Regions from separate parts of the Homo sapiens genome. Here region 2 is linked to region 1. A link is an interaction called in ENCODE POLR2A ChIA-PET data of the cell type or tissue named here. Cell type or tissue: OCI-LY7. All regions are shown on one strand. Links, peaks and the distances in the headings refer to the core of each region. The heading gives the core; the rest is flanking DNA. Region 1 has its middle 20 kb from the start of ARPP21. Region 2 has its middle 150 kb from the start of MIR128-2.

Region 1 (12,310 bases), core at 2,429-10,428:
TGGGCGAAGGATATGAACAGACACTTCTCAAAAGAAGACCTTTATGCAGCCAACAGACACATGAAAAAATGCTCATCATCACTGGCCATCAGAGAAATGTAAATCAAAACCACAATGAAATACCATCTCACACTAGTTAGAATGGTGATCATTAAAAAGTCAGGAAATAACAGGTGCTGGAGAGGATGTGGAGAAATAGGAACACTTTTACACTGTTGGTGGGACTGGAAACTAGTTCAACCATTGTGGAAGTCAGTGTGGCGATTCCTCAAGGATCTAGAACTAGAAATACCATTTGACCCAGCCATCCCATTACTGGGTATATACCCAAAGGATTATAAATCATGCTGCTATAAAGACACATGCATACGTATGTTTATTGTGACACTATTCACAATAGCAAAGACTTGGAACCAAGCCAAATGTCCAACAATGGTAGACTGGATTAAGAAAATGTGGTGCATATACACCATGGAATACTATGCAGCCATAAAAAGGATGAGTTCATGTCCTTTGTAGGGACATGGATGAAGTTGGAAACCATCATTCTCAGCAAACTATCGCAAGGACAAAAAAACCAAACACCGCATGTTCTCACTCATAGGTGGGAATGGAACAATGAGAAAACATGGACACAGGAAGGGGAACATCACACACCGGGGCCTGTTGTGGGCTTGGGGTAGTGGGGAGGGATAGCATTAGGGGATATACCTAATGTTAAATGACGAGTTAATGGGTGCAGCACACCAACATGGCACATGTATACATATTTAACACAACTGCACGTTGTGCACATGTACCCTAAAACTTAAAGTATCATAAAAAAAAAAAAAAAAAAAAAAAAAAAGAGGAATCTCCTAGAGGACATTACCTAGAGACTTCTAGGGCAACGACAAGATAGCCAAATCAAGATTTGAAGAATTCTCTGTACCCAGAGCATAGAAGAGCTTTAGAATGTCTGCCCAGAAGGATTTCAGAATTTCTGCAAACTGTGACACCTGTTATCTCCCGTTTTTCCACTTTGGAAATGGAAATGTTTATTGTGGTTATCCTCTTCTTGTCCAACCACTGCCTATTAGTACTGGTTGTGGTGGGGCCACTGGGACAGGTAATTTCTTTTAATCCACTGATTTCTGTAACTTTAGCTAGACCCTTTTCTAGATTTAATATAGTAATTACTCTACATCACTGAAAGGTCCTAGACTTTGAAATAAATGTGTTGTTGGCCAGACATGGCGGCTCACACCTGTAATCCCAGTACTTTGGGAGGCTGAGGTGGGCGGATCATCATTTCGGGTGACTGAGACCATCCCGGTCAACATGGTGAAAGCCTGTCTCTACTAAAAATACAAAAAAAAATAGCTGGGCATGGTGGTGCACGCCTGAAGTCCCAGCTACTCGGGAGGTGGAGGCAGGAGAATCGCCTGAACCCAGGAGGTGGAGGCTGCAGTGGGCCGAGATCACGCCACTGTACTCCAGCCTCCAGCCTGGGGGACAGAGTGAGATTCTGTCTCAAAAAAAAAAAAAAAAAGAAAAGAAAAGAAAAGAAAAAGAAAGAAATGTGATGTTTACTTAGTATTTGGGGTTGTCTCCTGTGATAAGGGAGGAAATGTCTTTTTTAAGTGGGAAGAAAGAAACAAAGAAATATTTGGTGACCAGTAGTATGTAAAGCTATAGTATTTATATATTACTGAAAGTCAAAAGGTGTCAAGAACATCTGAATTTAATAATTATTGCTCATGTCTAAGAGTGTTATTAATGACAACAATGTTTGGAAGAGTAATATTATAAAGGTTTTTAAAAATCAATGTAAAAATGTGCTTTACTTGCCTTTACTTCAGGTAAAATCAATAATTATGTTGTTATCATGAAGTTTGTCCTCTAGTTTGTGTTCAAGTGACAATAGTGATATAAAATATTAAAACATGAAGTAGAAATATTAAGTGCAGAAAATTTGAATATAAAACAAATCTAAACAATCCAACCCTGTAGAATGTATGTTTTCAGGAATGTTATTCTTCTCCTAAAGTATTTGTCATTTGCTATTAGAAAATAAAGAAAATCACAAATACTGATGAAATTTTAGTAAAACTATAATTGACTTTTATACTTTGAAGCTTACTTATGTCCAGTACTTTTTAAACACAAAGCTATTCACAATTTCAGCTTTTAATGTCCTTCTAGTTGCCAGTGTAAACAATCAGCTACCGTTGTGCTTCAGGCATATTGCCAATTTTCTTGAATAAAAATACTGTAAGCCCAATTAAATTTGAATTTCAGATAAACAACAATAATGTTTTAGTATAAGCATGTCTCAAATATTGCATGAGACATATTTATTATAAAAAGATATCCATTTTTTATCTAAAATTCAAATTTAACTAACCCTTATCTAACAACACTAATATAGATAACAAATTTAAGAGTAATAGAATTTTCTTAATATTACAACATGTTTCTGATGATAGACATAGATAAATACCTAAGGAACAATTAATTGAAAAAAAAAACAATGAATAGCAATAAAACAGACACTTTGCAATACACTGAACATTTTTCAATATATTAAAAAAAACCACTGAATTCACACCCAGAGGAAAGATTTGACATGTTAATTTGTCTTTTCTCTTACCTATGTGTTTCCACTGTTCAAATTCTGCTTGTATTCTGAAGTGATCTTCATCTTCATATTTAGCAGTGCAAAACATGTTCATGCTATTGAAACACAGTTGTCTTTTATTTCTAGGCCATAGGGCAAAAGTCCTAGAGAAGGGTTGTCCCCATGGGTTCTGGAATGTTGTTGGTTATGACAGTGAACGTTTGGAGTTATGACTCAGACTCTACCCGTGCTAAGTCCTTGATCCTGAATAACATGAGGGCACATATATCCTTTAATAAGTATATGTTTATGGTGTGTGGATGTGTGTTCTTACAAAATCCTGAACTCTCTAACACCTGGGCCCCAGAGTAGACATTTGTTATGCCCGTGTGAAGACACTAAGACCAATAAAATAGACTAGAGATATAGTTCTCTCCAAATATCCATGCTCCAACATGTTTTCCAGTCCCCCTTGTAGTTTTCCTTTTGTCCTTGCAATGAGTTCTGGCCAATGGACTGTGAACAGAAGTGCTGTGTGGCATATCCTGCCTCAAAGCATTTCAGATATGGTTGACAACCTTCAACTGTTGCTTGCCCCCGAGATGTTGAGATGACAGCACTGCAAGATGGTAGAGCCTCCATTTGTGACCAAGAGGAGAAGAAACCCTCACCAACTCACACTAGACATGTAGCAAAGAGGAATTTAATTTTTAATGAAAAGAAATGAAAAAGCAAAAATCTTTACTAATGGGAGGAGGCAGGGTTGAATGCATACAATCACATACAAATATACCCTTAGGCAAAACTACAATTTCATCCACTCCCTGTTGAAGGTTAATAGAGTTAAACTTATGTGAAAATTGGAAAGCAATCACTTTCATGTGGGGAAGCTATTTAATTTTTCTTTTTTATTTATAAATGAACTATCTTAGTGAACTGTTTGCTTTATTAGATGTGTTGGATATATATAATGATTTGCAAGTAATTTTGAAAATTTCAAATTTTGAAAAAAAAAAGGTTTTCTTTTCCAATATTTGCACCTATTTTTTGAGGGTCTAAGTTTCCCATTGCTACTGTAATAAATCATCATAAATTTGGTGGCTTAAGTCAACAGAAAGTTATTCTTTCATAGTTCTGGAGGTCAGAAGCCTGAAATCATTATCACTGGACTGAAACCAAGGTGTTAACCAGGCCAGACTTCCTCCAGAGGCTCTACTGAAGAATCTGTTCCTTATTTCTACCAGCTCCTGTTGGTTGCCAGTCTCCCTTGGTTTCTAGCTGCAGCACTCCGATCCAGCCTACATCTTCATGTTGCTTTCTCTTCTTCTGTCTGTGTAATCTTATGCCTTACTCTTATTAATGATGACATTTGTCATTAGATTTAGGACCCACATAAATAATTCAGAATGATCTATTTATTTCAAGTCTCTTAATTTAATCGTATCTGCAGACACCCTTTTTTCCCAAATAAGGTAACATTTACAGACTTCAGGTATTAGGATGTGAATATCTTTTTTTCTTTAGTAGTGGTGAACAAGGGCATTTTTCAGCCTACTACATCCAGTTTGGCTATTTTATTGCATTCTCTAGAACAGAACAATGTTAAAATAATAATGATAGTAGTTGTACTCAACAAGAGAGTTGGTACAAATTACCTAGTTTACTATTACAAGAAGAATAAACAATATGCTTCATTCTTTATGCCTTTTGTTTATTTCAGTGCTTTTTATACATTCTGTCATAAAGTATTTATCTTTCCTCTAAGATTTTACATAACATTTTATTCTCTGTAATTTACCTTTTTGTGAACGTATGACTTATTTCACATATCGAATTATGCAGGCATAATCATATGGATGTATTTTTTTACAAAAACTGTAAAACAGAATCATAAACAAGTTAATGCTTAGTCTGCTTTTATCTGTTCACATTGTGTGTGTGTGTTTGTGTGTGTATCTTAACATATCAACATATATTGGTATATGTCATTATGACTAATAGCTCTGTACATGGTGCATAAATATTTCTGGAGATTTAGGATTGTTTTTTCTCATATTTTACTGTTAAATGATACTACAATGAACATCTATGTATGCATGTATCTAGCTAGTTAACTAGTTACTTGTATATGTAAATACTTGATAAGAATGCAAAATTTAAAGTAGAGATCAAGAAAAGAAAGTATATTATTGTAAGCTTCATAGTCTGTACATGAAGTGGCATGATTATCACTTGTATGTAGACTATAGTAATTTAAAATATGTATTTTATATAGTAAGAACAACCATTTAAAAATTTTTTAAAGAGTTTTAGGTTATAGGTCAATAAGAGAAATAAAATGGTAGTATAAAATATTCAATGGATGCAAAATTTGCAGAAAAAGTAGGGAAAATAAAACAGTAACAGACAGGATATATAGCTGACTATAAGAAATGCATCTTGAATATAATATAAAGATACAAATAAGAAAAATAAAATAATAGAAGAAGGTATGCTATGTTAATACTAGATTTATAAAAACCTAAAATGGTATGCAAAACAGATTCAAAGCACACAGAAACACAAAATTAGATAAAGAAAGTCATTCCCAGACACATAGACCAATGGAACAGAATATGGAAACCAGAAATAAGGCTGCATGCCTACAACTGTCTTATCTTTGACAAACCTGACAAAAAACAAGCAATGGGAAAAGAATTACCTATTCAATAAATGGTGGTGGGATAACTGGCTAGCCATACGCAGAAGATTGAAACTGGACTTTTTCCTTACACCATTGTGATGGTTAATATCGAGTGTCAACTTGATTGGATTGAAGGATGCAAAATATTGTTTTTGGGTGTGTCTATGTGGGTGTTGCAAAGGAGATTAACATTTGAGTCAGTTTAGTGGGAGAGGCAGACCCACCCTCAATCTGGGTGGGCACCATCTAATCAGCTGCCAACACAGCTAGCATAAAATCAGAAAGAGGAATGTGGAAAGACTAGACTGGCTGAGTCTTCTGACCTCTATCTTTCTCCCGTGCTGGATGCTACCTGGCCTTGGACATCAGAGTCCAAGTTCTTCAGCTTTTGAACTCTTGAATTTACACCAGTGATTTGCCAGGGGCTCTCAGGCCTTCAGCCACAAACTGAAGGCTGCACTATTAGCTTTCCTACTTTTGAGGTTTTGGGACTCGGACTGGCTTCCCGGCTCCTCAACTTGTGGGACTTCACCTTGTGATTGTGTGAATAGGTTCTCCTAATCAACTTCCCTTCATATATTCACGTATCCTATTAGTTCTGTCCCTTTAGAGAACCCTGACTAATACAACTATATAAAAAATTAACTCAAAATGGGTTAAACACTTAAATATAAAAATCAAGGGCCAGGTGTGGTGGCTCACGTCTGTAATCCCAGCACTTTGGGAGGCCGATGCGGGTGGATCACAAGGTCAGGAGATCGAGACCATCCTGGCTAACAGGGTGAAACCCTGTCTCTATGAAAAATACAAAAAAAAAAAAAAATAGCTGAGCGTGGTGGCGGGCGACTGTAGGCCCAGCTAGTTGAGAGGCTGAGGCAGGAGAATGGTGTGAACCCGGGAGGCGGAGCTTGCAGTGAGCCGAGATCTTGCCACTGCACTCCAGCCTGGGCAACAGAGCAAGACTCCGTCTCAAAAAAAAAAAAAAAATCAAGACAATAAAAACCTTGGAAGACAACATAGGCAATACAATTCAGGGCATAGGATTGGGCAAAGATTTCCTGAAGAAGACACCAAAATCAATTGCAACTAAAGTAAAAACTGACAAATGGTATCTACTTAAACTAAAGAGCTTCTGCACAGCAAAGGAAACTATCAATAAAATGAACAGACAACCTACAGAATGGGAGAAAAATTTTGCAAGCTATGCATCAGACAAAGGTATAATATCCAGCATCTATAAAGGACTTAAACAAATTTACAAGAAAAAAAAACCCATTAAAAAGTGGGCAAAGGACATGAACAGACACGTGTTAAAAAAAATGTGACCAACAATCATATGAAAAGAAGTTCCACATCACTGATCATTGGAGAAATGCAAATCAAAACCACAATGAGATAGCATCTCACACCAGTCAGAATGACTATTACTAAAAAGTAAAAAATAACAGATGTTGGCAAGATTATGGAGAAAAAGGTCATGCTTATACACTGCTGGTAGGAGTGTAAATTAGTTCAACCATTGTGGAAGACAGTATGGTGATTCCTCGATGTCCTTAAAAGAGAATTACCATGGATCCATTAATTCTATTACTACTCTATTATAAAGACACATGCATGTGTATGTTTGAAGCACTATTAACAATAGCAAAGACATGAAATCAACCTATAGGACCATCGATGGTAGACGGATAAAGAAAATGTGATACATATATACCATGGAATACTCTGCAGCCTCAAAAACAACAAGATTATGTCCTTTCCAGGAATATAGATGCAGCTGGAGGCCATTATTCTTGCCAAACTAACACAGGAACAGAAAACCAAATACCACGTGTTCTTACTTATTACTAGCAGCTAAATGATAAGAACATATCGACACGCATAGAGGAAAACAACACACGCTGGGGACTTTTGGAGAGTGGAGGGTGGGAGGAAGGAGAGGATGAGGAAAAGTAACTAGTGGGTACTAGGCTTTATACCTGGGTGATGAAATAATCTCCACAATAAACTCCAATGACACAAGTTTACCTATATAACAAACCTGCAGATGTACTCCTGAACTTGAAAGTTAAAAACAAAGTTATTCCATAATAACAAAGAAATTAATTCATCAAGAGGCCATAAAAGTTCAAACATATATGTGCCTTAAAAATAGGGCTTTATAATACCAAAGCAAAACAGAGAACTGCAAGGGGAAATAGACGAAACGATTATAGCAAAATTTCAATGCCCCACACTCAATACTTCATAAACAAGTGGACAGAAAAATCAGTAAGAAAGTGGAAAACTTGAAAAACACTATCAACACACTTGACTATTTGAATACTGCAGTCAACAGTGGCAAAATACACATTCATTTTAAGTGCACGTGGAAGATTGACCAAGGCAGACCATATTCCAGGCCACGAAACAAGTCTCCATAAGTGTAAAAGCGTCCTGTCCCTTATATTTTAGGATAGGTTTGACCGACTTATACCACTGCCTTTTGACTTTGGGATACAGAATTAGGAGTATGGGGAGAATAAAGCAATGGAGAAAAGATGAAAAAACATGTTAAGCTAAGGAAAGAAAATTTGGGGAAAATCTGGGAAGGGAGAATAATGGGGCAGCTGGTTAGGAATAAGGAAGACAGGATTGAGAAGAAAGAATTTTAAGCAGTGTTTTTATGAATTATGTATTCTGTTAATAAATGGAAATAAAGTACTTGAATTATTTAAAAATTCTGTACTAGACCACATGGATTGTGGCCACTGAAGTATAATGCTTCTACAGGGACTAAACAATTGTAAAAAATTAATATATAACTAAAGTTTCTTGCACTATATTACTTTTTTCTGATATTTTGAATCATTTTTTATTTGTTACAACTAATGAAACATTTTATGTGCCTTGTGATTTTTCTCTCTTAACTGTTTCTCCTCTATGTTTATCTAGACAGAAAAGCCTTTTCGGACATTCTCCAACAAGCTTCTCCTATGTCTTATTATGTCCTACTATGCACTCCAACAAACTTCTCCTATGTCTAATATGACTCTCCCCACCTTCGGCTGTAAGAGAGATTTAGAAAATACTTTATACAAGGCAAAAAGATTTTTATGATTGACTTAGATAAATTTGATTTATCATCTGTAGCCTGGCTACCATGAACAAAATCAGAATTTAAATCCAATAATTTCTACAGCAAATATTAATGGTATTGAGTATTTAAAATAAAATGCTTTATAAATGTATAGCATGAAGTTTTTATTTGGGATTTAAATATTTATTTTATTTCATTTTATTTCTTAACTTTTATTTCAGGTTCAGGGGTACATGGGCAGGTTTGCTACACAGGTAAATTGTGTGTCACAGGGATTTGGCGTAGAAATTATTTCATCACCCAGGTAATAAGCATAATACCTGACAGTTTTTTATCCTCTTCCTTCTTCTACCTCCACCTTCAAGCAGGCCCTGGTTTTGTTCTTTCCTTCTTTGTGTCCATATGTATGCAAAGTGTAGCTTCCACTTTTAAGTGAGTACATCTGGTATTTGGTTTTCTTTCCCTGTGTTAGTTTACTTAGGATAATAGCCTCCAGCTCCATCCATGTTGCTGCAATGGACATGGTCTCATTCTTTGTATGGCTGCATAGTATTCCATGGTATATATGTACCAAGTTTTATTTATCCAGTCTACCATTGATGGGCATTTAGCTTGATTCCATGTGTTTGCTATTATGAATGGTATTACAATGAACATACGCCTGCGTGTGTCTTTATGGTAGAATTATTTCTATTCCCTTTGGGTATATATCCAATAATGGGATTGCTGGGTCAAATGATAATTCTGGTTTAAGTTCTTTTGGGAAATCACCAATCTGCTTTCCACAGTGGCTGAACTAGTTGACATTTCCACCAGCAATGCATAAGCATTCCTTTTTTCCATAACCTCACCACCATCTGTTAATTTTGACTTTTTAATAGTAGCCATTCTGACTGGTGTGAGATGGTATCTCATTGTGATTTTGATTTGCATTTCTCCAACAATCAGTGATGTTGAGCTTCTTTTCATATGATTGTTGGCCACATTTTCTTTTGAAACGTGTCTGTTCATGTCTGTTGCTTACTTTTTAATGGTTTTTTTTTTCTTGTAAACTGAATGTAAGTTCCTTATAGATGCTGGATATTATACCTTTGTCTGATGCATAGTTTGCAAAAATTTTCTCCCATTCTATAGGTTGTCTGTTCACTCTATTGATAGTGCAGAAGCTCTTCAGTTTAATTATGTCCCATTCATCAATTTTTGTTGGGTTTAAATATTTAAATAAGTATGTCCACTTAATAATCAGTAGAAATACATAAGACATTTATTAAAAGAATAATAAACATACTTTTGTTTCTGGCTAAATAGTGGACTAAGTCTTTAAAAGTTAAACATGAATGTATTCTACAATAATGAAAATCAGAAGCAACCCAAATGTCTAATTACAGAAAAATAATGGTTACTTATATTATGGTATTATATTACAATGAGAAGGAATGAACTATTAATATGTATATAAAAATATGGGTAAATCTTAAGACTATCATATTGGGTACAAAAGAGCATATCCCTAAAACTATATGAAGTATGTGTGTATTATATATTTTAGTCTTTATAAAAATCTCAAAGAGAAACAAATCTGAACACATTGACTTGAAATATATGCATATATAGGGTCAAGCCATTAAAATGGGGCATGATTAAACAAAAACCAAGATAGTGATGAAATTTGGCAGTAAAGCTATGGGATGGGATTTTGGATGATGTCACAGGTAGATTTCAACAGTATTGATGCTATTCTGGACAATATTCTGGATAATATCTGGTTAGAGAATTTAGAGATGTTTATTTTGTGTTAAAATTTCATATGTATTTCAAAAATTCTTTTGTGTAATCATATATTTGATTTTTAAAATTAAAATACAATGAAAAAGTCATTTCTACAAATCACATCTTTTTATCCATTGATGAAAATCATAGTTTATAGTTTTCTTACTGGCAGATAATTATATCTGAGAATTACATTTTAAAAAAAAAACAGAAAGAAGGAAGGAAAATAAGTTCAGAAAAAATAATATTCAATTTTGCTAATACCATATTGGGCCTGAGCAGTGGAATAACAGCAGTGTCTCTGAGTTAGTGTCATGAGAGAGACTGGACTTAATAATTAAACAGGAAACTTGCTGGAGTTGCTAATGTCTTAGACCCTTCAGGCTGCCATAGCAAAATGCCGTAGACCGTGTGGCTTTCAAATGGCAGAAATCTATTTTTCATATTTCTGGAGGCGGGAAATCTGAGATCAAGGTGCTGGCATGGTCAGCTTCTGGTGAGGGCCTTTTCCTAGGTTTCAGACTGCCAACTTCTTGCTGTATCCTCACTTGGAGGAAAGAGGCAAGTCTCTAAGGTCTCTTTTATGAGGACGCTAATGCTATTCATGAGGGCTGCACTCTTATAAACTAGTTACCTCCCAAAGCCTCTGCCTCCTAACAACATTACAATAGTCATTAGGATTTCAATATATAGATCTTGGGCGGGGGACACAAATATTACAGCCGGCTAGAAGGGATACACATAATAATATTGAAAAGAAAATTTTAAGCCTCCCATTTTTTTTAGTTTCCTAATTGAAAATGAGTGGTACAAGATCCTTTTGTTTTCCTCCATGCAGAGAACATAGCCTGGAAGAAATGTCACACTTTTGAAATTCTCAGTTTAAATATAGAGAGCAACCCTTTCCTGAGAAGGAGAAAATACTAAAAGATATTTTGCAATGTGTCTGAGGGAACAAACTTCCAGAGCAAACAATTACTCATAACTGGGTACTTGAAAGGAACATCAAGGGATCTGCAATTGCAACAACAATGAGAGTACGAAAAACCAATGGCTGATATGATCTTAGTGACACCTTACATAGAACTCTAGAGAAGATAAATCCAGAACACGTCACAGCAGAAGCTGTGCACCATGTAACCAGTGTGTCACACACTGTGGCAGCAAATTTCTTGGAACATGCAGCTGTGCTTGTTACTTTTTTCCACAAGACTCAGGTCATGGTCTCTCACTTTTAATTCATGGTCTTCTAGAATTTGACCCTGTTGGAGAGCTGCTTGGGTGGCCATATTAATCTCTACCAACTTTTTACACCCGCCCCCCCCCCCCACCACACACACACACACACACACACACACGCACACTTCAAAGCTTTCAGGGTACAAGTGGGTTTTGGTTGCATGGATGAATTTTATAGTAGTGAAGTCTGAGATTTTAGTGTGCCCACTACCTGATAATGTACATTGTACTTAATATATAGTTCTCTTTCTGTCCCTTAGCTCCCTCCTACCATCCCACTTCTGAGTCTCCAAAGTCCATTATATAACTCTGCCTGCATTTTCATAGCCATAGCTTAGCTCCCATTGTAAGAACACATGGTATTTGGTTTTCCATTCCTGAGTTACTTCACTTAGAATAATGGCCTCCAGCTTCATTCGAGTTGCTGCAAAAGATATTATTTCATTCTTTTTCATAGTAGTATTCCATGTTGTATATATACCAATTTTTTTATACATTCATTGGTCATTGGGCATTTAGGTTGGTTCGATACCTTTGCAATAAAGAATTGTACTGCAGTAAACATACATGTGAAGAAAGTCTACCAACAATTCGGAGTTTTTTTATTCTTTGGAGTAGTCCAAACTTCTTTAATAACTCTTCATTTTAGAGACTCAGGCCATGTATATTGTACCTATTATATTTCTTTCTTTCTTTTCTCTCTTTTTTTTTTTTTTTTTTTTTTGAGACGGAGTCTCTCTCTGTCGCCCAGGCTGGAGTGCAGTGGCGCAATCTCGGCTCACTTGCAAGCTCCGCCTCCTGGGTCACGCCATTCTCCTGCCTCAGCCTCCCGAGTAGCTGGGACTACAGGTGCCCACCACTACGCCTGGCTAATTTTTTGTATTTTTAGTAGAGACAGGGTTTCACCGTGTTAGCCAGGATGGTCTCGATCTCCTGACCT
Region 2 (12,310 bases), core at 2,908-10,907, 280 kb after region 1:
TAAAAACAATAAATATCACATACATGGCAGGGAGTGCATAAATTTTTGTCCTCATCACAAAGTTGAAAGGTTTAAAAGTGATGATTTCTATCATATTCTTACTTGTCTGTTTGGTCCATGCAAAGCTAAATGAGTTTGGAAAACTATTGTGAATGATTAGTAAACCTAATGAGGTTAAATGCATCTCCCATTTCAAATGTGGTATATTTAAACAAATTAACAAAACTTCTGTCACCTGGTTTGCAGCTATTGACATGGTAAATGATGTTTTCTGAAATCTGATCTGAAAGTACAATTAGAAATTTATCACCTTGGCAGGGCATGGTGACTCACGCCTGTAATCCCAGCACTTTGGGAGGCCGAGGCGGGCAGATCACTTGAGGTCAGGAGTTTGAGACCAGCCTGGCCAAGATGGTGGAAACCCCATCTCTACTGAAAAAAAAAAAAAAAGATTGGCAGGGTGGTGCATGCCTGTAGTCCCAGTTACTTCGGAGGCTGAGGTGGGAGAATCATTTGAACCCGGGAGGCAGAGGTTGCAGTGAGCTGAGATCACCCCACTGCATGCCAGCCTGAGCGACAGAGAGATATACTGTCTTAAAAAAAAAAAAAATTCCCACCTTTACCTCTGGAGGATAGCATTTACACCTTCACTTTCCTAATGTCATGGTTATATTAAACTAGCTTGATCTCTGGGGAAATATAGTCCAGAGGATCATAATCACCTTGAGTCTCAGAGAATGTCCCGTTGGCCTATTACATTGATAGCATCAAACAAATTAAACCTCGGAGAGCAGAAAGCAGCAAGGAGCAGATACATACAGGTGTGGTGCCATAGCTATTGGCCACCTAAAGTTTCACTGAAAAATCACGGGCATGAGACAGATTGATTAATAGGAGAGAAGGCATACATATGTATTTAATATGTATACATTGGAGCCTTCAGAATAAAGATCCAACTTTCCAATGAGTTACAGAAACTTATATACCATTTTGAGGTTACGGAAAGAATGGAGGCGTCAGTCCTGGTAAAACAGGTTATGGTATTGAGGAGAAGAGGAATTCTATCGAGGGACAATAACTGATTGTGAGGGAAAATGACTGGCATTGAGATGAACTAATTTGTAAAGAGTTGTCTTTAGAATTTAAATGATCCTTGGAGACAGTCTTTGTACTAGTAAAAAGGTCTGCTCAGGTGAGGTCACATCTTGGTCTGCTTTAATGAAGTAAGTATTAAAGTATTATCTGCAGAGGATAATGAGATAACATGGAAGGAAAGAAAGAACAATTATTCTTGGTGGGTCTGGATCTTAAGCTGATAAAGGAACTTCAGCTTCTTTGGAAGAGATATTTGTGAGGGTAAGGTCAGAGAGACCTTGAGGCTTCCTTAATTCAGTATGTCAAAAGGACATATTTGAGAGTATCAGTTTCTGAGCCCAAACACAGGAAAATGGTTACTCTGAAGGTAAACTGGGGAAAGAATACAGTGGGCCAGACTGGCACAGAGTTTGGGGTGAGGCATTTCAATGTATGTATTTTTATGTTCTTTTGATTTTTGAACTGAAATTTATAATCAATTCAATACATAATCAGTTCTTTGTATCTACGGATTCTGCATTCAAGAATTCAACCAACCACAGATCAAGCATATTGAAGAAATAGTAAAAAAAAAAAAAAAAAAAAAATACAGCAGTTAAAAATAATACAAATTAAAAACATAGTATAGCAACTATTTTTACAGCATTTACATTGTATAGCTATTATAAATAACCTAGAAATGATTTAAATTAAATGGGAGGATATGCGTAGGTTATATGCAAATACTAAGCGATTTTATATAAAGGACTTGAGCATCCACACATTTTGGTATTCAAGGGGTCTTGAAATCTATCTCCCATAGATACTGAGGGATGATTGTAAAATATAAAGTATTAAACAAAGTAAAAATTTAACAGCAACCCTGGTTAAATCCAACTTTCTACCTGCTCCACACTTATACCTGTGCAGCAGAATGATGCTGGGGAAAACACAAAACCTGCTGACTGATCTAACTTTAAATTAATTACCATCAATCCCAAGTAGGCCTTAATGCTGCCTGGCAACCATACTCAATTCCCCCAGCTTATTCATTTTCTTACTATCTGAGGGTACTATTTCATATTTTTCTGTCTCTTACAACATCTCACCTTTTACTCTCAGTTGAAGATCTTGCTTCCTAATTCACGTAAAAATGGATCAATTACAAAGTATATCTTGCGATTCATATAGATCAATTATATATCTAACAACACCTGCATCTGTGTACTCTGCCTTTCCTCATGTCACAACAGATCAACTATTTGCCTTCATTTCTAAAAGCATTTTCTCCCATCCCCTCTTGTTTACACAAGGACAGTGAAACCACCTTTGCAAAGATCATGGCAGCAAGGGAAGTCTAGCATGGCTGACTCCATTCTGCCTCTCGCCTCATCACGCTGGCTGTCCTTGCTCATTTCTTGGCATAGGCCAAGCTAACTAAGGGAGAAATTTGGTTTAAAGTTTCACTTTGAAGCAGGGATGAAATAGTCTCTCCCTAAAACTAACCCCCTCCTTGCTCAGGGATAGAAGCCACCTCAGGGACTGAAGCCACTTAATGAAAGGCCATGAAATTAAGATTATGGGACCTGAGTTCTTCAAAAATGTAGCTATAATTTCTATAATTCCTTACTACTCAGGAGTCATATGGCTAGAGGTCAGAAGGTTTGGGACTTCCTTAATTCTCCTACAGATAACATCGTTATAACAATAGTGACGTTATCTGTAGGAGCAATTGAGGAAGAACCTGAAATGGGTCTTTTGAGGTGTTTTTAGACTTTTGCATCTGACAACCAGCTAACCCCACCTCGACCCGTGACTCATGAACACATGACTCAACTGGACATGTGGCTCCACCCAAGTGTGGACTCAGCACAAGCAGACCCTTTTCCACACCCTTATGATTTCATCCCCAATCAATCAGCAGTACCCATTCCCTAGCCGCCTACCCATCAAATATCCATAAAAATCCTAGCCTCTGAGTTGGCATGGAGGCTGATTTGAGTAATAATAAAATCCTGTCCTTCCACTTTGCCAGACTTGTACTAATTAAAACTCTTTCCATACTACAATAATGCTATCTCAGTGGGTTTATCTGTGCAACAGGCAAGAAGAACCCACTTTGGGTGATTACAACAGCACTCTGCAATATTCCCCTTTTAAAAATATTATCAGTTTCCCCCTTGTAAGACAAGTAGCTGTGCGGCAGTCAAGAGTAGGCTGAGGTAAACATCTGGTGCAGCATGACACAGTGGGATTGGAGCGCAAGCACACAATCCCGTGCATTATATAATCACAGTTGTGTAACCATGTTATGGGTAGGCTCATCACCTGGCTCTGAGCCACTATTGTCTGTGAAGTACATAAATGTATCCCTGACACTGTTAGAGTGAGTACATAATAAAGGCATATCCCACCTGCCTATGGCCCCACCGAGTGTTCTTTCAACGACCAGCCACCCATCCACCAATTCCCCTTGGGCCCCAGCTAAGAGCCTGACACCCCTTCAATGAGATTATTCATATTGGCATATGAATGTGCTACTATTTCTTTTATAATAAAAATCTATCTTGAACACATTTTCCTCTCAAACTACTCCCTTTCTCATCAAAATACTACTGCTGATTATAAGTGATTGTATCTAATTTATCTCTTTACGTTGTGTCTTTATATACACACTAATCAGTGATTTTCCCCAATAGTCCATTGAAATAATTTTAAAAACTTCATATTACTAAATCCAGTATTCAAATGTCAGTCTTTAGATATTTTACTTAAGAGAAGCACTTTACAAGGTTGATCCCTCCTATCCTCCTGCTAGCAATAAAATCATGACTTGGACTCCAATTTAGGTTTTCTTTCTACTCCATTAGCTGCTACTTCTCAGTCCTCTTTGTTATTTTTGCCCTCCTTTTCCTGATCTCTGCAGGATAGTATCCTAGGGTTTTTCAAAGCTAAATCAAAGTCACAGATACTTATGTTCCTTAAATAACCAGCAAGTGACCTCCTTCTCAGTATCACCTTCAAGACCCTTGTCATCCTCCAGAAACAAATCTACTCTTGCCCAAAGAGTTTGCTGTGTCCTACCAGAGACCCTCTGTATAGATTTGAGTTGTATGGCAGCCCAGAACACTCATCATGCTCCTCTGTCCACATCACAGAAAAGATATCCCCTTAAGATGTAGGAATGTGGGAGAGTAATCCAGAAGCAGCATCCACGCACCTGTAGCTGATGGGCTGGTGAGTAGTAACGTATCTCTCCACACCCCTTCCAGACACTTAAATAACTTGAGAGTCTTATTTTTGTAATCCCAAAAGACCAATGTCAGCCAAAGTTTAGGGCAGAGTGACAAAAGATGAATGGCTAGACTAGGGGTACACTTTAAAGTTACCCTTAGCTAGGATACCCACCTCCCATTCTCAAGCAAGAACACATCAATGTTAAGTAATATTTCTTCATAGTGAAATTATATTATTCTCACACTCAGGGGTTTCTTAGTAGGGAATCCCTAGTAAAAATTTATTATTTTTCTCATTTTTCATTTTTGCCTTCATTAGTTTCCTGTAGTGTTTCTTCTTGTACCTCTTTGTGCTTTATTAAAGCTCAGCTGTGAAAATTATCTTACACTAAAGAATATAAATAAACATTTATTTAGCAAGATGAGGAAATTAGGGAGATACAGTAAAGACAATGGAGCTCATTAAACAAGCACCAGTGTTACTAATGCTCTCTCACTCATTACTCATTCATTTCACTGATTGCTTTAACAGAATAGGAGGCATCATTTCTCACCTAGATAATCCAGTCATTCTCTGTGGATGTCAGAGAAGACAAGTCCATGAGCCCTAGTTCCTGGGAGTGAGGGTGTGAATCATTAACACTTTATGTACTTGTGTATTATTTCTCTCCCTCTCACTCTCTCTCTTTCTTCCTCTATAAAGGAAGCAGAAGGAGGTTATAAGAGAAATATGAGTTTAAGAGTTCATCTCTAATGGGAGTTTTATACTCAGCATTTGGTGGAAACAAGTTCAGGGGATCCAGAAATCAACATTTACTCTTTATATTGCACAGTAGTTTATTTCTCCTATAAACGTGTGTTTACAAACTCAGCTCAACACTGATTCTACCACTGGAACTGCAAGAGGCCTCCTTTAATCCAAATAACAGAAAGTATCTGTGACATATTTATTCACAAGTGTTGTTAAAGTTCTTGCAATAGGAGATACGTAGAAACTAATTTTTAGATTCCACATCAGTTAAGAGAATCTTCAAGCCTCTTCTCTTTACACATAGGAGCAGATTGAAAGAAATTATTATCTATATCTACATAAATGAATGGAAATGTGTCAGTTACAGCATCTCATGAAAGTTGCTGGAGGGATTTTTGGCAAACTTGGAGGGGCTGTTTGAAGTGGACCTACTTAAAAATATAGGCTATGTGGCATAAATAGAATTCACTTTGGTTTGACTTGTAAGATGAGGACTGGCACATCACAGAACTGGGCCTTCACCGTCTAGAGTACCTGGTTTGCAATGGAGCTGTTCCTCAAGAGAATGGCAAACAACAGGTGCTCTGAGGTGAGTATAATCAGTAATTATTTAAAGAAGGCTAGTGATTCCCCTGATAATAATGCTGGTTAATAGATCTAGTAATGCCGTAATCACTAACATTCTCTAAACTCTCACTATGTGTCAGGAACAATTCTAAGACTTGTGCTATGTCATCAAATCTTCAAAATAATTCCACATGTAAGGTATTTTTATTAACCCCTTCTCACCTCCCCCCATTTTACAAATGAGAAAAAAACTAGACAAAGTAAATGCTCATAAAGCCAGTAGGCAGCAGTGTTAGGAGTAAAGCACATCTGCTTATTTGAAAGCTATTGTACTTGATGGCTACCTTCTAAGACATTAAAAATCAGTAACACAAATAAATCAAACACAGAAATACAAATACTGCATTATCTCACTTATACGTGGAATCTCAAGAAGTCAAACATAAAAACAGAATAGAAGGTGTTTGTTAGGGGCTGAGGTTATGGGGGAAATGGTAGGACTTTGGTCGAAGAGTATAAACTTTCAATTATAAGAGGATTAAGCTCTGAGGATCAAATGTACAGCATGGTAACTATAGTTAATAATAACCTATTACATACTTGAAATTTGCGAAGAGGGTGGATCTTAAGAATTCTCACCCCCGCCCCCCACACACACACACACATACACATATTGCTAACTTTATGAGCTGATGGATGTGTTAATTAGCCTGATTTGTAATTACTCTATAACACATATGTACATCAAAATAACACATTATACACCTTAAACACGTACATTTTGTGTTGTATATGTTTTATTGTCAATTATAACTCAATAAAGCTGGAAAAAAATTAGTAACACAATCTTCACCAATACATCCCTGGTAAAAGGAGATGATATAAAAGTCAGCAAAGTCATCAGCGAATTGACAACAGAAGAAGCCAAGCGGTTTGTAATTTAAGTTAGAAGGTTGGAAACCAGAGATTAGAGGAAACCCACCATGGAGCAATACAAGCCATGGTATAGGTAAGGACCAGAGAGAACTCCTCAACTTTCTCTGTGCTTTAGACATACAAAAAAATGCAATGGAAAGGCAGCTTGAATCAGAACAAGAAACTGGTACCTCTTTGGTACCAGTCTTTTCTTATTGTGATAAAATTGACAATTTTATCAATTGTCAAATGTGGAGTGATAACTAGCCCTTCTCGGAAATGACTACATGGAGACGTCAAAAGAAAAATCTCAGCTAGATAGCCATATGCCCAGGTAGAACTCTGGTACTCTACTACAGAAATATGGGCAGTCAGCACCCAGAGGTTTTACAAGTCACCCCTGCTCTCATTTAACCCAAATGAAGAATTACTTTAATCAACTGATCTTAGAGGTACAAGGACTGGATTCTTCAATTGGTTGGTTAGGAAAAAGCATAAGTGGGCTTTATTTTATTTGCTAATAATAAAACAAATACACATTTATCCTGGAAATTTTTGAATGTGCCGAACTGTATAAAGAAATATAAATTACCCATACGGCCACCCTTCAGAGGTAATCAATGTCAGCTGACACAATGTTTTCAGACCCTCTATCTACTGCTAACTTCGGATCACAGATGACCTACTAAAGACTGAGATGTTCTAAAGGAAACTGATTTATAATTAACAAAGCCTGTATAACTTGTGCTGAAAGTCTATGAGGAGAAAATCCTCTTTTCCCTTCTTCTCAGGCTCTGAACAACCATTTCTTCTCCTGTGATGGACAATTTGATTAAGGCAAACTGCCTACACTCAGAAAAAGTGACATGTTATTGGGGCAGAGGATTTTGCTGTAGCCATTAGAGATAAGATTGACTGGTGATACAGAAATATGTGCTTTTCTAGGAGAGCCAGAGCCAGATCTTCAGATAGCACTTCCTTTGTTAGCTTCAGACCAAATTCAACAAAGTACCTAAGGGAAAGAAATTAGTTGGCAAATCACTTGCTTATCACATCTTTTCCTATTTTAGGGCTGTCATCCTTTAAGGGAATATGGTGGGTGAAAAATTGACACTTCTCCATCACAGAAGGTTCTTTCTCAAGATTTTGTTACTTTGTGTTGGGAAAGAGCCCTTCTCCAAGCTCTCTCCTTGGTGAAACTAGCATAAGATAAGGTCAAGGACAACTTTCAGCGACATTTCCTCTTTGCTTTTATAGAGTGCATTTGTGTTTCTGATGGGTGCTGTAAGAACTGTACATGTGTTCACATGCATACAGAAATACATCTCTTTGATGTATTCACCATTCAGCAAATATTTATTCACTCTTGTCAATCTCTATGTGCCAGGGGCTATTTTCATTGCTGATGCTGTGGTTATAAAATCACGAAGCCTCTGCCTTGATAGAGTTTACCTTTTAGTAGGTGATACAGACAATAAACAAATAAATAGTATTTAGTATTATTTGAAGTAATGCCAACCACAACTAAAGAAAACTTAAAAGCATCGAGCAGACATAATCGGTAATCAATGCTTCTATTTTACATGGGATAGTCAAGGGAAAATTCTCTAAGGAGGTGCCTTGGAGCAGACATATGAATAAAGTGAAGAAGCAAGTCCATGCATAACTGCAAGAAAAACCAAACAGACCAAGAGCAAATGCAAAGGCCTTGAGAGCGGGGGTGGGGGTTGGGGGGGTGGAATGTGCTTGGCTTCTCAAGAAACAGCAGGAGGGAAACGCTTGTGCTGGAGTGAGCAGAGCAAATAGGAGTGAGAGGAAAGACCTTAGAGATCAGCTAAGCAGAGCTTTTTTTTTTTCTTTTATTATTATACTTTAAGTTTTAGGGTACATGTGCACATTGTGCAGGTTAGTTACATTTGTATACATGTGCCAAGGGTGTGCTGCACCCACTAACTCATCATCTAGCATTAGGTATATCTCCCAATGCTATCCCTCCCACCTCCCCCCACCCCACAACAGTCCCCAGAGTGTGATGTTCCCCTTCCTGTGTCCATGTGATCTCATTGTTCAATTCCCACCTATGAGTGAGAATATGCAGTGTTTGGTTTTTTGTTCTTGTGATAGTTTACTGAGAATGATGATTTCCAATTTCATCCATGTCCCTACAAAGGACATGAACTCATCATTTTTTATGGCTGAATAGTATTCCATGGTGTATATCTACCACATTTTCTTAATGCAGTCTATCATTGTTGGACATTTGGGTTGGTTCCAAGTCTTTGCTATTGTGAATAATGCTGCAATAAACTTACGTGTGCATGTGTCTTTATAGCAGCATGATTTATAGTCCTTTGGGTATATACCCAGTAATGGGATGGCTGGGTCAAATGGTATTTCTAGTTGTAGATCCCTGAGGAATCGCCACACTGACTTCCACAACTAGTTTACAGTCCCACCAACAGTGTAAAAGTGTTCCTATTTATGCACATCCTCTCCAGCACCTGTTGTTTCCTGACTTTTTAATGATTGCCATTCTCACTGGTGTGAGATGGTATCTCATTGTGGTTTTGATTTGCATTTCTCTGATGGCCAGTGATGATGAGCATTTTTTCATGTGTTTTTTGGCTGCATAAATGTCTTCTTTTGAGAAGTGTGTGTTCATGTCCTTCGCCCACTTTTTGATGGGGTTGTTTGTTTTTTTCTTGTAAATTTGTTTGAGTTCATTGTAGATTCTGGATATTAGCCCTTTGTCAGATGAGTAGGTTGCAAAAATTTTCTCCCATGTTGTAGGTTGCCTGTTCACTCTGATGGTAGTTTCTTTTGCTGTACAGAAGCTCTTTAGTTTAATTAGATGCCATTTGTCAATTTTGTCTTTTGTTGCCATTGCTTTTGGTGTTTTAGACATGAAGTCCTTGCCCATGCCTATGTCCTGAATGGTATTGCCTAGGTTTTCTTCTAGGGTTTTTATGGTTTTAGGTCTAATGTTTAAGTCTTTAATCCATCTTGAAATGATTTTTGTATAAGGTGTAAGGAAGGGATCCAGCTTCAGCTTTCTACATATGGCTAGCCAGTTTTCCCAGCACCATTTATTAAATAGGGAATCCTTTCCCCATTGCTTGTTTTTCTCAGGTTTGTCAAAGATCAGATAGTTGTAGATATGTGGTGTTATTTCTGAGGGCTCTGTTCTGTTCCATTGATCTATATCTGTGTTTTGGTACCAGTACCATGCTGTTTTGGTTACTGTAGCCTTGTAGTATAATTTGAAGTCAGGTAGTGTGATGCCTCCAGCTTTGTTCTTTTGGCTTAGGATTGACTTGGCGATGCGGGCTCTTTTTTGGTTCCATATGAACTTTAAAGTAGAGTTTTCCAATTCTGTGAAGAAAGTCATTGGTAGCTTGATGGGGATGGCATTGAATCTGTAAATTACCTTGGGCAGTATGGCCATTTTCACGATAATGATTCTTCCTACCCATGAGCATGGAATGTTCTTCCATTTGTTTGTATCCTCTTTTATTTCATTGAGCAGTGGTTTGTAGTTCTCCTTGAAGAGGTCCTTCACATCCCTTGTAAGTTGGATTCCTAGGTATTTTATTCTCTTTGAAGCAATTGTGGATGGGAGTTCACTCATGATTTGGCACTTGTTTGTCTGTTGTTGGTGTATAAGAATGCTTGTGATTTTTGTACATTGATTTTGTATCCTGAGACTTTGCTGAAGTTGCTTATCAGCTTAAGGAGATTTTGGGCTGAGACAATGGGGTTTTCTAGATATACAATCATGTCATCTGCAAACAGGGACAATTTGACTTCCTCTTTTCCTAATTGAATACCCTTTATTTCCTTCTCCTGCCTAATTGCCCTGGCCAGAACTTCCAACACTATGTTGAATAGGAGTGGTGAGAGAGGGCATCCCTGTCTTGTGCCAGTTTTCAAATGGAATGCTTCCAGTTTTTGCCCATTCAGTATGATATTGGCTGTGGGTTTGTCATAGATAGCTCTTATTATTTTGAAATACGTCCCATCAATACCTAATTTATTGAGAGTTTTTAGCATGAAGGGTTGTTGAATTTTGTCAAAGGCCTTTTCTGCATCTATTGAGATAATCATGTGGTTTTTGTCTTTGGCTCTGTTTATATGCGGGATTACATTTATTGATTTGTGTATATTGAACCAGCCTTGCATCCCAGGGATGAAGCCCACTTGATCATGGTGGATAAGCTTTTTGATGTGCTGCTGGATTCATTTTGCCAGTATTTTATTGAGGATTTTTGCATCAATGTTCATCAAGGATATTGGTCTAAAATTCTCTTTTTTGGTTGTGTTTCTGCCAGGCTTTGGTATCAGAATGATGCTGGCCTCATAAAATGAGTTAGGGAGAATTCCCTCTTTTTCTATTGATTGGAATAGTTTCAGAAGGAATGGTACCAGTTCCTCCTTGTACCTCTGGTAGAATTCGGCTGTGAATCCATCTGGTCCTGGACTCTTTTTGGTTGGTAAGCTATTGATTATTGCCACAATTTCAGATCCTGTTACTGGTCTATTCAGAGATTCAACTTCTTCCTGGTTTAGTCTTGGGAGAGTGTATGTGTCGAGGAATTTATCCATTTCTTCTAGATTTTCTGCTTTAAACACAATGAAAAGACATCATCATGGCACAATCACTCTCTGGTTTCTCCCTGCTTCTGCAGCCCTGAAGCCTAAACTTTTTCACAGGATACCCACAGTCTTTGATAATCTGGACACCATTTAATATTCAGCTCCAAGCCTAGCCCACAGTCACTATTATTTTTTTCAGTTGTACTGAGCTAGCTTATGTGTCCAAACTTCCCAGGTATTTCCTTGCCTCTTTGCCTTTGTGTGGACAATTTTCTCAGCCTCAAATGCCTTTATCAACATTGACCTAGTGAATTATGATCCTCTGAGAGAAAACATCTTTTATGGAAGGCTTTTTCTGGCTCGTACAGATAATCACACTTGTCTTTATGCTATTTCTAGCATATTTTATAGCTGCTTTGTAGTAATTACTTGTTTGCATTGCTACTTCCCATAGAAAAAGTTGTGCTTTGTGCAGTCACAGACTAGGTCTTTTTCTTTATATGCCTGATGTAAGCACATGTAAGTACAAGGTCACATAGCACAGTACAAAATTAATAAGTGACTTCTGAATAAATGAATGAGCTTGTGCGTGCCTAAATGCATGAAAAGTTGTCTGAATGAATTTGGGATTTTGTTTTACTTCAGGTCAATGATACAAAAAGTCATCACAAAATGGACTTCTCTTTCATTCTTATTCAGCCAGGAAAACAATTTTTGCCTGAACTTTTTCTTCTTCTAATAGAAAAGTGCAAGTGAAGTGAATGTCAAGAATGTTCTATGCATGAAAAATAAAATAGCTACATAATACACCTGTCAAAATGGTGTTTAAAATAAAATGCTACCAGACCCATATGACTGAAGAGGTTTTGTGGGAGTTGCTATTATAAAGCAGTTTTTAACACTCTGCTCAGAAAATTGTCACCTACGTGAAACTTTCAGAGCAACTGTGACTTAGAGTTGCAACTGCACTTGACATTACCAGTAAGTCATTTTAAACATTTCATGCATCTATTCATTGGTTTGCAAATCTATAGAATGGGCCAACTTGTATGTTGTAAAGGCTAAGTGTGAAAAGAATGAAAGACATTTTAAAATTTTTCTTTAAATAAGTTTGTCCTTTACTTAAGGTAAATATCTAAATTTAAAATAGAATGCTAAGTATATGAAAGTAATA

Evidence for each region. ChIA-PET counts read pairs that join two places held together with the same protein. Peaks named below come from ENCODE experiments on the same cell type or tissue, not always from the same donor. Only the 100,000 strongest peaks of a DNase experiment are listed, where the experiment ranks them.
Region 2: POLR2A ChIA-PET joins it to region 1 with 9 read pairs; 2 of 35 experiments call an interaction of 5 or more read pairs at or near these places.

What each region holds. Positions count from the first base shown.
Region 1 is chr3:35,613,750-35,626,059 of GRCh38, forward strand. No RefSeq gene overlaps it. Among named protein-coding and RNA genes, the nearest start is that of ARPP21, 20 kb to the right of the region's middle. In OCI-LY7, for the core only: no CTCF peak of the experiment used is centred there; a DNase peak (open chromatin) is centred at 6,642.
Region 2 is chr3:35,891,982-35,904,291 of GRCh38, forward strand. No RefSeq gene overlaps it. Among named protein-coding and RNA genes, the nearest start is that of MIR128-2, 150 kb to the left of the region's middle. In OCI-LY7, for the core only: no CTCF peak of the experiment used is centred there; a DNase peak (open chromatin) is centred at 3,340.